3 separate regions of the Homo sapiens genome follow, and all the other regions are linked to region 3. A link is an interaction called in ENCODE POLR2A ChIA-PET data of the cell type or tissue named here. Cell type or tissue: A673. All regions are shown on one strand. Region 1 has its middle 84 kb from the start of GAP43. Region 2 has its middle 230 kb from the start of ZBTB20. Region 3 overlaps GAP43 (growth associated protein 43).

Region 1 (2,500 bases), 88 kb after region 3:
AATTTGAACCAAATTTGAAAGAAATTCTGTGAGCAGAATGCTACCAAACGGCATTGCATGCTACAGAGAAATATTTAATGAAAGGAAGAGGCAATTGGTGTAACAAACTTTATCCTTTATTCTTATCAAACCTTCAGCCACCACCACCCTGATCAGTCAGCAACCATCAACATCAAGACAAGACCCTCTATCAGCAAAAAGATTATGTTTTGCTGAAGGTTCAGATGAATGCAAGCATTTTTGGCAGTATTATTAAATAAGGTATATATATTTTTTGAGACATAGTACTTTACATACTTAATAGACTTCATTATAGTGTAAACATAACTTTTAAATGCACTTGAAAACCAAAAACTTCACAGGAGTCTCTTTATTTGCTTTGTTGCAGTGATCCAAACTCATGGAACCAAACCTATTATATCTCTAAGCTATACCTGTACTACTACTTATGGGAAAAAAGGAGGATAATTGTCAGTGTATACATGCATGTGGATGTAACTGGAAGTGTACACACAGACTCTCTATACGTATTTGTTTGTCTATGTGTAAAGTATCCTTGGATGCTGATTACACTGGATTCTCCAAGCTAAGGGAATGATGGATAGCTAGGTGATAAATTTGGGATAAAAACCTTTCGCATGTACCAGTTTGTGACTCTTGGATTTTAACCATAATGCTATAAGTAAGCCAAGATTTTTAAAATATTGAAATAAAATTAGTCAGTATATGATGGAATTTTTACATTGATTTTGGGGTTTGAGTTGGGTAGTTCTTTGATATGCTAGTTAAGCATCACTGGTAGGAAGCATTTCCTGACACTGCTGCTAGGCAGAATTAATATGTGCCTTCTTCCATGGCACTTTGAACATCATTCTGTTATTGCCTTTTAAATATTGTATTATAGTTAGCTATGCATAATTTTGCCTCCTTTATTAGAGTGTGAGGGCTTCTGTGGGACAGAGATAGATAGATATTCATAGATGCATTTATTAATTCACTTTTTAAGTGAGTGCTAGACAAGGTGTTTATTCAACCATGTATCTTTGGTACCTGGCATTTATTAATTCACTTTTTAAGTGAGTGCTAGACAAGGTGTTTATTCAACCATGTATCTTTGGTACCTGGCCTGGTCATTGACATATAAGAACTCAATGTACTGCTTTTGAATGAATGTATGAATAAATGAATAATGTGAGTTCAGCAATTTACATAAGATTCAGGATGATAGCTCCACCAAATCAGTATTGTTCATAATCCTGAGGACTTCCAAAAAATACGAACACTTCTTGCCTCAAAATTAAGCTGCAACTATGTTGAACACAAATTTCAAATCTTTGTTAAAAACAATCTCTTAATCTACCTGCAGACAGATTAAATATATTCATCCAGACACAGAAGAGACCCTAAAGTTTCTTCAAATACTATTTCATTACTTTCCTTCTTGGTATATTTGCAAATACCATAATTAAATCAAACAGAATAAACTGACATAAGCAATTAACATTTTTAGTGTAAAATATTTTATAATTACAAGTATCATGTATAATTTGGGCAAAATCTTTCCCACAATAACCCTGGGAAGTAAGAGATTTTGATAGAGATAAGTAGATAAATGCAGCATGATTCCTACCAAGTCAAACAACATGTTTGCTTGTTGGATTGAACCCAAATGGATCTGTGCTCTAAAGCCACAGTTTAATCTGTTTCCTCTCTCAAAATAAAAAACATATTTAGGCTGAAACAGAAGAGGTAATAGAAAAATATTGGTAATCTCCAACCCAAACACCTCTGATAAGAGAGGATATGATGCGGAAGTACTGAGTCCAGTCCTAACTGACACACACACAGGTAGGGACTGACTACCTGGGTGGTGATGGGTATTTTGCTTGAAAACCATGATTGTAAGTGGCTTTTCACAGAATTCCTGGGATCTATGAAAAAGAAGATTTGTTAAAACATTGACTTTCTGAAGGAGTCAAATGGTCTTGCAGCTTCCTTTGCAGAGCTCTGTATTCGCCACTGTAACTTACTGCAGTTTCATGGATTTACCCCTCTGTCCCCATCCCCACCTCCCCTGAGAGTTCTTCTCAATGATATATATTATCATTTTTTGTTTTTGATCCCCAGTGCTTAGCCTAGTGCTATGCAGATAATAGTACTTAATAAATATGCAGACCAAAGAATACACTTCTTATTCAAAGTCAGTATGATATAGTAGAAAGTGGTCTACCCTTGGCTCTGCCCCTAAGAAGCAGATTCATCTAACACACGTCACAATAAATCCAGTTTCAATTTATTCTTCTAAAAAACAAGTGGGTCAATAGTTGACTTCTAGTAATATTTTTTATTTTAAAGTTCTATGATTTTATGTAAGTGTGACTATTGGAGCAGGAGAGAGGTAGGGTCATGACAGATCGAAAAAGAAATAAAATCTAAAACAGTAAGGTTGTATTAAATCCTTACTATGTACCTGGAACTGTGCTGAGCAAGGTCTTTACTT
Region 2 (2,500 bases), 250 kb after region 3:
CACCACACTATCTTCCACATTGGCTAAACTAATTTACACTTCCACCAACAAAGTATAAGTATTCTTTTGCATGCATATGTTCATTGCAGCACTATTCACAATAGCAAAGACATGGAATCAACATAAATGCCCATCAATGATAGACTGGATAAAGAAAATGTGGCACATAGACACCATGGAATACTATACAACCATAAAAAAGAATGAGATAATATTCTTTGCAGGGACATGGATGTAGCTGGAGGCCATTTTTCCTTAGCCAACAAACACAGGAACAGGCAACCAAATACCACATGTTCTCACTTATAAGTGGGAGCAAAATGATGAGAACACATGGACACATAGAGAGAACAACACAAATTGGGGCCTAGTGGAGGTTAGAGGGTGGGAGAAAGGAGAAGATCAGGAAAAAATAACTAATGGGTACTAGGCTTAATACCTGGGTGATGAAATAATCTGCACAACAAACCCCCATGACATAAGTTTACCTATGTAACAAACCTGCACTTGTGCCACTAAATTTAAAATAAGTTTTAAAAAAAATGTATCTTCATGCAAGAGCGAGTGCTTGTTTTTCTTGATCCAATATGCTCAATACCTAATTTTTAATCTATGACAATCTGATCAAAGAAAATTGGCACTTCATTAAAAATTTTATATTGTAATTGCCTAATTACAAGTAGGTTCAGAATAATTTTATATCTTTACTCACCACTTGTATTTATCTACAAACTTCCTGTTGGTATTCTTCACCATTTTACTACCAGGCATTTGGTCTTTTTTTATTGATTTGCTGAAGGAAATGAACTCTCTTTCACACATTTTGTAAGTATGTGCCTCTATTTGTGGTTTTGATTTAAAATAATTTAATAGCATTTTCCTATTTAATAGTTTTAATTTGCATGTAGTCAAATTTATCCATCTTTCCCAATAAAGCTTCTGGGTTTTGTGTCATGATTATGAAGTTCTCAGCTCTAAGGATTTTTTTTTTTATTTCAACTATTATTTTAGCTTGGTGGTGGGGTACATGTGAAAGTTTGTTACCTGGTTATATTGCATAATGATGAGGTTTGTGGTACAAATGATCCTATCACCCAGATACTCATAGTATTTTCTAAGTAAGCCCTTATCTTATTCACAACTATAGTTCCTTTTTTCCTCCAATAATTGGGTTTCATCTGCAAATTTATTTTGATATACGTAATAAGTGTAGGATGTCAATTTTTTTTCCCTGATCAAATTGTCCTCATCACTTTTGAATATGCTATCACTTCCCACTAATTTTGAATTTCCCTTTTATAAAAGACTAAAAACACATACATCTATTTGACTCCATTTCCGGACTTTATATTGTCTTCTACTGATCTATCTTGGTATTCTTCACTGATACCAAACTCTTTTATTATTTTGGATACATAATCTTTTGATAGCTACTAGGAACTAAGCTCTCTAATTTTTTTAACTCTTTCAAAATTATCTTCTTTCTTTAGGATCTTATTGGTCACTCACATTTATTACTGTATTAGTCCATTTTCACACTGCTGATAAAGACATATACAAGACTGGGCAATTCACAAAAGAAAGAGATGTACTGAACTCAGAGTTCCACATGGCCGGGGAGTCCTCACAATCATGGCAGAAGGTAAAAGGCATGTCTCACATGGTGGCAGACAAGAGAAAAGAGCTCATCCAGGGAACATCCCCTTTCTAAAACCATCAGATCTCCTAAGACTTATTAATTATCATGAGAATAGCATGGGAAAGACCTGCCCCCGTGATTTAATTACCTCCCACTGGGTCCCTCCCACAACATGTGGAAATTCAAGATGAGATTTGGGTGGGGACACAGACAAACCATATCAATTACCAATATTACTTTTTATACATTATTTTCCACAGATATCCCTTGCTTTGTGTGAGTAGCTAAAATTTGATTTTAAATTTTCAATTCAATTTTACCTTTGATTTATTTTACTAGGTAAAATTCAGCATTATTTTAAACTCTGTCCTCAAATTTTTCTATTTAAAATGGGATAGAATTGGACTTCTAAAGTAAGCAAGTTTTTCGTATTATACTATATCTTTATAGGATGTTACCACTGGGGTTAAAAAAAAAACTGGGTAAAAGGTACATGGGATCTCTCTGCATTTTTCTCCTACAATTGCATGTGAACCTACAATTATCTCAAAATTAAGTTTTTTTCTTAAAAAAAAAACCTAGTACAATGTCTGATACATAGTAGATGCTCAGTAAGTATTCCTTTCCTGCTTTATTCTCTGTCTCCTTTCAACATAATTTCTTACATGTATTCTTCAGTTTATGGGTAGGCACTCATAAACATGTTTCTAAAGTAAATAGAGTTTAGCTTTAAGCTAAACTGTAAAATTGGTGTTATGCTCCCACATCTCCAGGAGACTGATTTGAAAAATAGCGATAGCAATTAAGAGAATGTGCACTAAATCATAATAACCAACTTCTAGATCATGGGAACTTCCCCAG
Region 3 (2,500 bases):
AGCAGGGCATGAGGGACTGGGGCTCTGGGGAAAACACGGGGGGAGGAGCAAGAGCACAAGCAGAAGGCTCAACTAAGACTAGAAGGAACTCATCTCTAACAGGGAAAGGTAGACACAGCAGGCACTAGATCATCCTGCAAAACTGGGGCCTCTAAGACAAGCCTCAAATTGCAAAACTTGGGGAGAATAAAAATTTCTTATATTGATCTTTATTTTCACATCAAGTATGTTTAAGCCCTACAAAAATCCTTAAGGTAAGCAAAGTGTTCATTTGTGTCTGGTTTTTGGTTTTTACTCTTCATTCTACAGAAGGAAACTGAAACCCAAGGTGATGTGGTTTATTAAAGCTCACAGTCAGTAAGTGGCCTCCACTAAGGACTCACAGTATAATATTCTTCCCAACACTTCTGAAAATGTTATGAAGATTTAATTACAAAGGTACAAAAGCCACCTGACCACACTTCACAAATTGAAAAGGGAGAATTCCTGTATGAAATCACTTCTTTGGTTTGCAACAGCCACTGCTTGGTTGCCCTAATGCCTTTATTAATACTAATAGGGAAGTGAATAGTTAAATGCTGCTATACCTTCTCTTGAGATGACCTGGTTATGTGCATTCTTTGAACTATTAATAGAGGAAGACTTGTCTTACTTTATCAATACGATTGGTTAATATATATGCTCTATTCTTGCCTGAAAGAACACCAGTACCCTTCCTTATGGGGCCAGGTAAAATTCTGAAGTCTGTGGATTAATTCAGCCCCAGGAATAACACTGGCAATTTCACTATGACAGAGGCAAAGGAGACCCCAAGCCACTCTCCCTCTCGGTGAACAGGAGTACTGCCCTTTAGCTTGAAACATCAAAGGAGGTTTCTGTAGTTTTGCCAGCTCAGCAAGAAAGAAAATTAACTCTGCATTTTCTTATTCCAGTTGCCTCAGCATGGGTTGGTAGGGGAGGGGGTGGGGAAGAGAGTTACACAGACTCTGTCAGCAGGAGAGATCAGGGCTCATTGTGTATGCGCCCTGGCATGGGTTAGAAGGAATTATAGAGTCACCAGAAATGAACACTTTCTAGACTCACCATGAATTTTCTAAGGTTCTCTGCAAGTCCAGATAATTTGGCAAAAAAAAAAAAAAAAGAAAGAAAAAAGAAAGAAAATGCCCTTCAAATATTTTTTCTGTTTAAATTTGGAAACCTGTGGTGAAAATCACTATTAAAAAAAAAAAAAAGAACGAGAAGCTTCAATTATATTAAGTAAAATGGCTCAGCTTAATTAATTCACTAAGTCCCTGAGTGACACTGGGTGTGGCTCAGAGAGATTTGGGAGGAATCCAATTTATCACTAGGAAGAATCGCCTGCACCAAGCAGCAAGGCAGCATCCTTCCACACCTTCCCAACACTGCAAGGAAAGGCAGAGAGGTCGGAATTTTAAACCACAGATCACACTCTCAGAGATAAGATTTATTTGTTGCATGAGGAAAAAAGCAGATATTGGCATGGATGGGGGGCTGGGGAGTAGAGGGACTACTTGCTTGCATGAAATTCTTTACACTTCAATTACAAACTAAAGTCATTATTTTTCAACAAAAGAAACACCTCATAGTTTTCTTGCTTTGTAGACATAAATCACACCTTGCCAAGTTTTTAATCATCTGCAATACACATGGCAATTAAGCTATTTAAAGTAAGCCCCAAGATATTTGAAAATCATAAGGCAATACAATATTAGGGATTATTTTATTTTATTCCTCCTTTGCCCACTCCTTTACCATATTCTCATCTCTACCCCACTCTCATTCTCTTCTTCCTGCTATAATAATCTATAGTGATAACTAATGGCTAATAGAGATCATTTATGCTTTCTTCTCACCCACTGGCAATGTATTCCAACTTAGAAATCCAAGGTTGCTTCTTTATGCCGCTCAAGTGGAAGAGGAAGGAAGTGCAAGCCCTTCAGCCCCCCTCCCACGTTTCTGCTGGATTTTATGGGTGTGGCAGAGCTTAGACCTTTGCAGGTTTTTGCCCTTGTTTTATTCCCTGTTAAGTACTACGATGATGAATAGATGCCAGCAGAAGGATGGGCACCACTGGATTTTGTCATAAATGATACAGAATTTCATCCACAAGCAGGCAACCTGCGTGAGACTTAAGTACTCATGCTACATAAATGCCAGTCAGTGTAGTGTGAGCCCACGCCCTGAATACACCATTTCCTTTAGTCTGATTGAATGGTATCCTAAATACTGGCTAATGTGAATGATACACAACAGTGGTTTATAAGAGACATGACCATTTCACACAGAAGTACACATTTATAAAATGCATGAGCAAAGTAGGACAATTTCTATACCTTTAATTTTCTCTTGAATATAAATGATGCTAAAACACAGAGAGGCATGTGGAAACCACTTACACATGCAACTGTAGCATATGAAGTATGTGGATGCTGTATACATTTACATGCGAATTTCTACAACTCTAAACACAATTTCAGCT

Evidence for each region. Peaks named below come from ENCODE experiments on the same cell type or tissue, not always from the same donor. Only the 100,000 strongest peaks of a DNase experiment are listed, where the experiment ranks them.
Region 1: POLR2A ChIA-PET joins it to region 3 with 6 read pairs; 2 of 35 experiments call an interaction of 5 or more read pairs at or near these places.
Region 2: POLR2A ChIA-PET joins it to region 3 with 7 read pairs; 2 of 35 experiments call an interaction of 5 or more read pairs at or near these places.

Annotation. Positions count from the first base shown.
Region 1 is chr3:115,537,931-115,540,430 of GRCh38, reverse strand. No RefSeq gene overlaps it. Among named protein-coding and RNA genes, the nearest start is that of GAP43, 84 kb to the left of the region's middle. In A673, no CTCF peak of the experiment used is centred here; no DNase peak of the experiment used is centred here.
Region 2 is chr3:115,377,461-115,379,960 of GRCh38, reverse strand. No RefSeq gene overlaps it. Among named protein-coding and RNA genes, the nearest start is that of ZBTB20, 230 kb to the right of the region's middle. In A673, no CTCF peak of the experiment used is centred here; no DNase peak of the experiment used is centred here.
Region 3 is chr3:115,625,775-115,628,274 of GRCh38, reverse strand. The region is part of intron 1 of GAP43 (growth associated protein 43); the gene reads right to left. Among named protein-coding and RNA genes, the nearest start is that of GAP43, 3.5 kb to the right of the region's middle. In A673, a CTCF peak has its summit at 1,920; DNase peaks (open chromatin) are centred at 964, 1,324 and 1,944.